Regions from separate parts of the Homo sapiens genome. Here region 1 is linked to region 2. A link is a loop called in an ENCODE intact Hi-C map of the cell type or tissue named here. Cell type or tissue: breast epithelium. All regions are shown on one strand. Each heading gives the region's core, and the rest is flanking DNA. Links, peaks and the distances in the headings are about the cores only. Region 1 has its middle 6.8 kb from the start of PTTG1IP2. Region 2 overlaps CDK14 (cyclin dependent kinase 14).

The links. Hi-C counts contacts between places; a loop is a spot of excess contacts. Peaks named below come from ENCODE experiments on the same cell type or tissue, not always from the same donor. Only the 100,000 strongest peaks of a DNase experiment are listed, where the experiment ranks them.
Region 1: a loop joins it to region 2, with 18 times the contacts of the local background. A loop is called at or near these places in 1 of 110 quality-filtered maps.

The regions. Positions count from the first base shown.
Region 1 is chr7:90,460,113-90,465,505 of GRCh38, reverse strand. No RefSeq gene overlaps it. Among named protein-coding and RNA genes, the nearest start is that of PTTG1IP2, 6.8 kb to the left of the region's middle. In breast epithelium, for the core only: no CTCF peak of the experiment used is centred there; no DNase peak of the experiment used is centred there; H3K4me3 peaks cover 966 bases; H3K27ac peaks cover 1,367 bases.
Region 2 is chr7:90,784,855-90,790,247 of GRCh38, reverse strand. The region is part of intron 4 of CDK14 (cyclin dependent kinase 14); the gene reads right to left. Among named protein-coding and RNA genes, the nearest start is that of CDK14, 190 kb to the right of the region's middle. In breast epithelium, for the core only: no CTCF peak of the experiment used is centred there; no DNase peak of the experiment used is centred there.

The sequences.
Region 1 (5,393 bases), core at 162-5,161, 320 kb after region 2:
GATCCCTTGATCACTGTATTCGTCCATTCTCACACCACTATAAAGACATATCTAAGACTGGGTAATTTATAAAGGAAAGAGGTTTAATTGACTTACAGTTCAGCATGGATGGGGAGGCCTCAGGAAAACTTAGAGTCATGGCAGAAGGGAAAGCAAACACGTCCTGCTTCGCATGGCAGCAGGAAGGAGAAGTGCCAAACAAAGAGGGAAAAGCCCCTTATAAAACCATCAGATCTCGTGAGAATTCATTCACTATCACAAGAACAGCAGCATAGGGGTAACCAGCCCCATGATTCAGTCACCTCCCACCAGGTCCTTCCCATGACATGTGGGGATTATGGGAACTACAATTCAAGATGAGATTTGGGTGGGACACAGCCAAAGCATATCATTCTGCCCCTGAACCCTTCCAAATCTCATGTCCTCACATTTCAAAACACAATTATGCTTTCCCAACAGTCACTCAAAGTCTTAACTCATTTCAGCATTAACTCAAAAGTCCAAGTCCAAAGTCTCATCTGAGACAAGCCAAGTCAATTCTGCCTATGAGCCTGTAAAAATCAAAAGCAAGTTAGTTACTTCCTAGATACAATGGGAATACAGGCATTGGGTAAATACACCTGTTCCAAATGGGAGAAATTAGCCAAAACAAAGGGGCTACAGGGCCCATGCAAGTCTGAAATCCAGCAGGGCAGTCAAATCTTAAAGCTCCAAAATGATCTCCTTTGACCCTATGTCTCACAACCAGGTCATGCTGATGCAAGAGGTGGGCTCCCACAGCATTGGACAGTTCCACCCCTGTGGCTTTGCAGGGTACAGCCCCCTTCTTGGCTGCCTTCATGGGCTGGCATTGAGTGTCTGCAGCTATTCCAGGTGCATGATGCAAGCTGTTGGTGGAGCTACCATTCTGGGGTCTGGAAGATGGTCACCCTCTTCTTGCAGCTCCACTAGGCAGTGCCCTAGTGGGGACTCTGTGTGGGGGCTCTGACCACACATTTCCCTTCTGCACTGGCCTAGCAGAGGTTCTCCATGAGGGTTCCATCCCTGCAGCAAACTTCTGCCTGGACATCTAGGGATTTCCATACATCCTCTGAAATCTAGGCTGAGGTTCCAAACCCTCAATCCTTGATTTCTGTGCACCTACAGGCCCAACATCACGTGTAAGCAGCCAAGGCTTGGGGCTTGCACCCCCTGAAGCAACCAGCCTGAGCTCTACATTGGCCCCTTTTAGCCACAGCTGGGATGCAGGGCACCATGTCTCTAGACTGCACAAAGCAGCAAGGCCCTGGGCCTAGTCAACAAAACCACTTTTTCCTCCTAGGCCTCTGGGCCTGTGATGGGAGGGGCTGCCATGAAGACCTCTGATATGTGCTGGAGACATTTTCCCCCATTATCTTGGTGATCAACATTTGGCTCCTCATTACTTATGCAAATTTCTGAAGCCAGCTTGAATTTCTCCTCCGAAAGAACATGGGTTTTTCTTTTCTATCACATTGTCAGGCTGCAAATATTCTGAATTTTCATGATCTGCTTCCCTTTTATACATAAGTTTCAATTCCAAACCAATCTTTGTGAATACGTAAAACTGAATGCTTTTAACAGCACCCAAGACACCTCTTGAATGCTTTGTTGCTTAGAAATTTCTTCCACTGGATACTCTAAATTATTTCTCTCAAGTTAAAATTCCACAGATCTCTAGGGCAGGGGCAAAATGCCACGTCTCTTTGCTAAAACATAGAAAGAGTCACCTTTATGCCAGTTACCAACAAGTTCCTAATCTCCATTTTCAGCCTGGACTTCACTGTCCCTATGACTATCAGCATTTTGGTCAAAGTCATTCAACAAGTCTCTAGGAAGTTCCAAACTTTCCCACATCTTCCTCTCTTCTTCTGAGCCTCCAAACTTTTCCAACCTCTGCCTGTTACCTAGTTCCAAAGTCACTTTCACATTTTCACTTTCACTTTCACATTTCACTTTCACCGGCTAGTGAGCAGTACCTCACTACCCGGTACCAATTTACTATATTAGTCCATTCTCACGCTGCTGTAAGGACATATCTGAGACTGGGTAATTTATAAAGGAAAGTGGTTTAATTGACTCACAGTTCCACATGGCTGGGGAAGCCTCAACTTACAGTTATGGCAGAAGGGGAAGCAAATATGTTCTTCTTCACATGGCAGCAGGAAGAAGTGCTGAGCAAAGAAGGAATAACCCTTTATAAAACCATCAGATCTTGTAATAACTTACTCACTATCATGAGAACAGCAGCACTTGGGATAACCACCACATGATTTAATTACCTCCCACTGGGTCCCTCCCACAACACGTGGGGATTATGGGAACTACAAGTCAAGATAAGATTTAAGTGGGGATACAGCCAAACCATATCACTCACTTCCCAAACTTTATTTAATTTTCAGATCCAGACCCATTGAATGAAGAGGTGGCCAGGTTCCTAGAAGGGACTCTGCAATATTGCTACAAATATATGCTATAATTCTCCCAGTCCTTACCACCACTTACTAGGGGGTCTGTACACCAGGAAAAGTGGAATACTTGACATTTTAAAAATTACTGGACACAGGGCCTGAGTTGCATTGATACATGGAGATCCAAACCATAACCATATCTAATCCTGTCTTGGCATCTGCTTCTCAGAAAACCCCACCTCATAAGGAGAGAGCCAGCATGAAAATGGAGTTGTTTCAGAAAAAGAAACAGGTTCTGGTGATCCATCTGGACACTGGATCAGATCATGCCTGGAGTCAGGTTGTTCCATTATCACTATCCAAGTCAATAAATTCACCATTGGTTTAAGCCAGTTTGAGTTATGGTTTCTGTCTCTTGAGCATCCCTTGACAGTAACATATTAAGACTCCTGATAGGCAGGAAAGATGATGGTAACAGATTTGCAATTATTGTTCTTAAGGAAGGTTCTCATGCCCTTTCCTGGAGTTGATCTCAATATCCGCAATGAGGAAGGGGACAATGTGAGTCTACAAATCCCGTGTATAAAGCTCCTTTTTTTCATAAATCATGTTTGCTCTCTTGCTTCTCCTATCTACAAGTACATTTCCACATATATATGTTTTGTATTTATATATACAAACACATATCCACATTTGCAAAATATACAAACATTATCTGTCTATCATCTATCTATCTATCTATCTATCTATCTATCTATCTATCTATCTATCTATCTATCTATCTAAAATATAAGGGAGCCAGGCATGGTGGCTCACGCCTGTAATCCCAGCACTTTGGGAGGCCGAGGCAAGTGGATCATCTGAGGTTGGGAGTTCGAGACCAGCCTGACCAACACAGAGAAACCCTGTCTCTACTAAAAATACAAAATTAGCCAGGCATGGTAGCACATGCCTGTAATCCCAGCTACTCGGGAGGCTGAGGCAGGAGAATCATTTGAACCCGGGAGGTGGAGGTTGCGGTGAGCCGAGATTGTGCCATTGCACAATCTTGTTGCCTGGGCAACAAGAGCGAAACTCTGTCTCAAAAAATAAAATAAAAAAATTATATATATATACGCGTATATATACATATATATATGCATATATATGTATATATATACGCGTATATATACATATATATGCATATATATGTATATATATACGCGTATATATGCATATATATACATATACATATATATACATATATACACACATATATATATGAATATATATATACACATATATATGTATATACACATGGAAAGTTTTTTGACATTGTCCTAAATTAAGAACAGAAGATTGTGATTGTTGTCTGCTACCAGAGATCCTTAATTTTTGGAGTAGAATAGTAGAAAAGATCAGGACATCTCCTCCCTCAGAGCATCACCTTGGTATGCCTACTGCTTCCTCCCCTGGCCCAAATGTGTACCTCACCAGCTCTGGGTCCCTGAATCTATTCAGGGAGTTGCAACATCCCACATTAGGCAGAGGGTTGAGAAAGTGACATCACAACCCATGATGCCTGAAACCCTTGAGCTGGCCTCAGTGTCTCAGTGCCTTATGACTGAGGCTTCATTGCCTCATCAAAAGTACCATCCTGCCCAGAGAAGGAAGGTAGTCCCAACTCTGGCCAACTTGGAATCAGCAATCTCACACACCCCCAACATAACAACTGCCACTTGTCACACTTCCAAACCACTCTTAGCTGATGACCTTGTTTATACTGCCTCAGAAAAAATGAAACCAGCCAGAAGGAACTTTCCCCAGCCTCCAACTCAATATTTACCTGTGTTTGCACTCACATTTCTGCTTTCCTTCATGCTCCGTTTCAAAGCCAAACCTGCCTGTGGTGTTATGTTATATATTGGTTTTCATCCACAGTTCCTGGTTCCTAACTCCCATGGCCCTTGTTACAGTCTTTTGTGATAATGTTAGGTGTGTGAGGCCTCATGGGCGGGACTCTGACCTTCTGCTTCAAGGCAGGACTCTAATGCTTCCCTGCCTTTCTGATTGTGGATCTTAAGACCCTCCCATGAGAGGGTCTGACCCTATACCCTGGGAGAAGGAATGCTGACATCATGAAGCTTCCATCAAAACTCAAGAGGAAAGGGTTCAGTGAGCTTCCAGATAGCTGAACATGTGGAGGTTCCTGGAGGGTGGTGCACCAGGGAGGACATGAAATCTCCATGCCCCTTCCCCCACACCTTGCCCTATGTACGCGTCTTTTCATCTGTTTCCCTCGTAATATCCTTTATAATGAACCAGTAAATGTAAGTAAGTGTTTCCCGGAGTTCTGTGAGCCACTCTAGCAAATTAATTGAACCCAAAGAGGGGGTTATGAGTACTCCAACTTGAGGTCAGGCGTAGTGGCACATGCCTAAAATCCTAGCACTTTGGGAGGCTGAGGCGAGTGGATCACTTGAGGTCAGGAGTGTGAGACCAGCCTGGCCAACATGGTGAAACCCCATCTCTACTAAAAATACAAAAAAAAAAAAAATTAGAGGGGCGTGGTGGTGCCTGCCTGTAGTCCCAGCTACTCGGGAGGCTGAGGCAGAATTGCTTGAACCCAGGAGGTGGAGGTCGCAGAGCCGAGAGCATGCCACTGCTCTCCAGCCTGGGCAACAGAGCAAGACTCAGTCTCAACAAAAAACAAAAAACCTTGAAACTGGTTGGTCAGAAGTTCCAAAGGCCCGGACTTGCAACTGGTATGTGGTGGAGGAGGGAGGGTAGTGTTGGGGACTGAGCCCTCAACCTGTAGGATCTGACATTGTCTCTGGGTAGACAGTGTCCGAATTGAATTAGAGGACACTGAGCTGATGTCCGCTGCTTGGAGTGTGGAGAATAAAGCCCCACATATTTGGTCACAAAATCTTCTGTGTTGATGATCGTTGATTAGTGTTGTGAGTAGAGGAAAAAACACAGAGA
Region 2 (5,393 bases), core at 254-5,253:
AAAAATAACTCTGTTCCTTTGTTTCTCCAATAGCTCCCTCTTTGTTCCTTCTGCTGAAATGTCTTCATTTTCAGTCTTTAGCTGAGGTCATTCAATTCCCAAGGACAGAAACTTGACATTCTTCTCTCTCTCTCAAAAAAAAAAAAGGAAAAAATTCCCCTTTTTTTGTTTTTTTTTCTTTTTTACTACAACCTCCTAAAATTATATTTGGTCTAGTTGTGCTTTATATTACAGTATGTCATCAAAAAAGTTATGAATATTTTACCATTACAAGATTACACAAGACCTATCCAAAGCAGATGGTCCTTCCAGACACATTCTAAATATGTGTTGGCGCCAATTAAAAGTAAGATTGTGCTATGGAGTTAACTTTTTATCCAGTCATTTCTGCCATCAATCAAAGACATAACTATCTATATTAGTCCCCTCCTTGACTGTTCTATTTTCTACCTACACTGGGCCTAGAACCATACTTTATTTGGTTTGTTTGTTAATTAAAATAGGAAAAAACAAAAGCACACATATAATCCTCAGTGGATTGGTTCCAGGATCCCCTTTGATACCAAGTCTGAGGATGTGTAAGTCTATTACACAAAATGCTGTAGTGTTTGCATAAAACCTGTGCCCACCACCCATATACTTTAAATCATCTCTAGAGTACTTATAATACCTAATACAATATAAACACTATGTAAATAGTTGTTATACTGTATTTTTTACACATATCATTTTAATTGTTATATTATGTCTTTTTTCCCAATTATTTTCAATCCAAATTTGGTTGAATCTAGATGCAGAAACCTCAAACATGGAGAGACAACTGTATTAAAAATGTAAAAGGTACAAGATATATAGACTTACATATATATGTATCACACATATATATACACATAAATATACACACATACACAAATAGTGGTATACAATACAGAGTACACTCTATATTGTTTACACTTAACAACATATTTTGGTGACATAAATTCATAGAAAACTGCCTTTTGCTTTCAAAAACCACAGGGTGTTCTTATGTATGAGTATAGCATACTAAGTTTAATCCCAGTCCTCTGTTGATAGCTATGTAGCTTGTTCCCAAATTTTGCTACTACAATGATGTAATAAATATTCTTGTATGTGTAATTCCATCCTGTAAAAATATGTCCGTAAGTTAAATTCCTAAAAGTGCCATTGCAAGGTCAAAGGTATGTGCATTTCTGATCTCCAATTCTGATGAATATTGGAGAAGCATCCTACATAGAGGATACCAATATAAATATTTGGTATCCTTTCCTATACCAAATAGAGCTCCCCTGCCTCTCCTCCTTCACCTACACTATATGTTCTCAGTGTCTGATTTTGCCAATTTAATAGGTCAAAAATGGTCTCTTGTTGCAATTTAAATGGCTACCAAAAATCTCTAGAGGTTAAAGAACTAGCAAAGGAGAACTTATGTGGGCCAGAGAATCCAGTGTCTGAGTTTGAAAGAATTTGAATGTCTCTTTTTTAAACCTACATCTATTTGGTCTGCTTTCGCTCAAAAAACTGCCATAGACATAAAACCCAAAAGAACAAGGACTTCATCATAGTTGAACCATCCTAGTGGCATTTCTCATTGAACTGATTGCGGAAATACATTATTATTGGTTACAGTAATGGGATAGGGAGACCTGATTATAAGGCTCCACAACGTACCATCTCCTCAAGGTCAGGAGTTGTGTTTCTTTTTCCTTCTGCTTTAGCAGACAGGACAGGCCTGCTGCTTTTCTGTTCTGCAACTTCTTCTCCTGAGTATATTTTCTTGATTTTTCTAATCCTGTTTGTGCTCTAGGTACCCAGATGCAGGCAAAAAAAATTACTATGCACATGGGGTTCAGCTGGAGACTGCACCTTGTACTCTTCACTTCATCTTTTAGGACTAAGCACTTTGGCAGGGCTTGAGGCTGGGATGCAGTTAGTGCTGATAACTGCATGAATTTTTCTCAGCCCAGTTGAGCTCATCACTGGCTCCCTGAGGAGGCAGTAACTGATTCCAGGAACTGCTTGGAATTTTCCCCTCATTTACAGATATTTTCCCCTCACCCATAAAACACACACACAACCTTTTTCCCGCAGAGCTTTCCATTTCTCTTGAGAGCGTTAACTTTTATATATCACGTATTGTGAACTGAGTTCTGGAATATAGGAACCGCATGCTTCTGTAGGTTGTGTACTTGAAGTACATTCTCAGGCATGAAACTATGTTTGCCTTGTAACACACTGAAAGGACACCAGCCTTTAATTGAATCAACACTCATTTTTTAAGTGCAACTAAAGATGGATTCCCCCTAAGTAATTTCACTGACTAATTTGTATTATTTTCATAGTGAAAAAGGTCTTTGAAAATATTTTCTATGGTAACTGCATAAAAAAACAAGACCTAGGTTCATGGAATTCATATTCTGAATTCTCCATGAATTGAACCTCCAAGTGTTTGTTTTTAATAAGTTATGATCATCTCAACAGTTCATGACACTGAGATTTTATGTATTACATCACTTCAAACTAAAATTTCCTTAAAATATATACTACACCATAAGTTCCAGAAATGAAGGGGACTTTTCCTGTTTTATCAACTGATATGTGCTCAGTATCTAGGACCTTCTTGGCACAGAGTAGATTTCACTGGGTGAATATTAATGCTGTTATAATAGTATACTAACATTTTCCTCATCATACCTGCAAAATAAGTCCAGAATAAATTACTAAAAGTATTATTTCCAAAAATTTCAAAAATACCAACATTTTATAAAGTTTTCAACATCTTTCATGTTAGGTTTAAATGTTTATTTTCTTTTTATAAATAAAAGGTGTGGTCTCTTTATGTTTACTGCATCTACATATAGAAAAGTTTTTATTTCCTTTAAGTTTTTATATTCCTTAAGAATTTGTAGAATGCTTTGTTAATTAACCTTTTTGCATCCAGCAGACATGTTTCAAAACACTCACTAACCTTACTAATCTTTAATAATCTGAGCAAAGACCACTAATCAGCATCTCCCTTTTCTACGACTGCTTCATTGGTTTCTCATTAAGAATTACACTGATTATCAAATTGCTCTTTAACCTAAGAGTCATTGTGACTTTCTCCTTTCTTAATTACTTTTTATCTACGTGTCTCAACACTCAACAACTACTGAGTCTCTCAGTTCTAAAGCCTGGTAAAAATGTTAAGTCACTGGGTCTACTTTTAGAAAAGACAGCTGTGGAAAAAATAACGTTAAGAAATTTTTTAATAGTCTACCTTTTGTTCATGTATATTTTAAACCTTTTTTTTTTTTTTTTTTTGGAGACAGGGTCTCACTCTGTTGTCCAGGCTGAAGTGCAGTGGCATGATCATGGCTCACTGCAGCCTCCAGCCTCCATCTCCGGGGCTCAAGAGATTCTCCTACCTCAGCCTCCAGAGTAGCTGAGACTACAGAGCCATGCCATCACGTCAGGCTAATTTAAAAAAAAAAATTTTAGAGAAAAGGTCTCACTATGTTGCCCAGGATAGTCTTGAACTCCTGGGCTCAAGTGATCCTCTTGCCTCACCCTCCTAAAGTGCTGGGATTAAGGTGTGAACCACTGTGTCCAGCCTTATTTTAAAGTTTAATATGACCTGAAATATTTGACAGTCTAAGTTACTAACTCATTTACAAAATGGAAATTTTTAAAGATATCAAAAAGATATATTACTGTATGAAAAACAAAATGAACATTGTGTCTTCTAATTATCTTGTGGATTTAACCTATTTTATGAAAACTTCAAACATATAATTCAAACGTTGATTTAAATAACTTGAAATAATCACAAAATTCAAATTGAATCAATAAATTAGAGCTGTTTACAGAAAAACATTGAAGATCCCTCTTCAACAAGTCTTATTAATTAAATCAAAGGCTAATGAATAGAAGGCAATCAGGGCTTGATTGCCAGTGGAGACGTTAATTCAGGTAAATAAAAAGGGCTCTAAATTGTGCTAATATTACCACAGAATGTTCTATTGCAGTTACTGCCAAATTTGCCTGTAGTTGCTTTAAGCTGTATAGAGAGCCATTTTATTTCAGAGATTCTTTATGCTTATTCTCTTATTTTTCCAATAACTGTCATTCCCAGCTTAGCCCAAAGGAGCCATGACTCATTGCTTTAGTCTGCCCATCAGGCGGCATGAACTCCAAAGTGCCGTACCAGGAAGAACTGCACTGGGCAGGAGTGGGGAGAATATCTCCATGCACAGGACATGGGGATACTGGGTAGCCAGGTAGAGCCAGGCTGAAAGGGGATCCAACTTTCAAACTGTTTCTAAGCACAAAGCACAAATCCAAATCTGTCAATTTCAGAAACTCTGTCCACACATCTGTGTGCCCTAAATTTGTAAATATAAAATTTTCTTGTGGGAGTAAAGCAAGGTCTAGAAGTTTTCTCTTTTTTTTTTTTTTTTTTTTGAGACGGAGTCTCACTCAGCCGCCCAGGCTGGGGTGCAATGGCATGATCTCAGCTCACTGTAAGCTCCACCTCCCAGGTTCACACCATTCTCCTGCCTCAGCCTCCCGAGTAGCTGGGACTACAGGCGCCCACCACCACGCCTAGCTAATTTTTTTTGTATTTTTAGTAGAGATGGGTTTTCACCGTGTTAGCCAGGATCGTCTCCATCTCCTGACCTCGTGATCTGCCCATCTCGGCCTCCCATAGTGCTGAGAGAAGTTATCAATAAAGAAAACAGCCTATTTATTTTTTCACCCATTCATTTGTTCATTTAATGTTCTGCAAAAACAATAAAGGAAAACTCCCCACTTAGCTCAAAGTACATTTTCCAGTTTCAAAAGATGATGCTTAAAGAGAACTTCCTTATGGAAAAAAATTCTCAAAGAAAGCCTAAAGGTCTTCTATTCCATTAGTTACTTCAAATTAATAGACTATCTTAGCACAAGAAAACAAAATTACAAATATTATCTGTGTCATCTCTGAAAACAGTGTCCATGTGCTAACACCTAGAAGAAATTATGTCTACAAGATATGAAGGAAATTAAAGCAATATACCCAAAATAAATTTAATATAATCTGGGAAATTTAATATATTCTGCTTCTCTCTTCCATTATGATTTTGTCTCAAGAGAAACTGCGAAGGAAAATAATACCAAGTGCAGACATATACAATGCTCGTTTCCTTGCGGTATTGGTCTAGAAGCAATAGAAGGAAATGTAGATACTTTGGAGGGAGTGACAGTAGAATGCTGGAGTAGGGCAAGGACAATATTTTCAGAAGAATTTACAGATTTTTGGCAAAGTTATTAAAAATATTTTTAAAGTTATATTAATAGTGTTTCATTTATTAATTCCCTCTTTATATGCTAGTTAAAATGCTCACTATACTGTA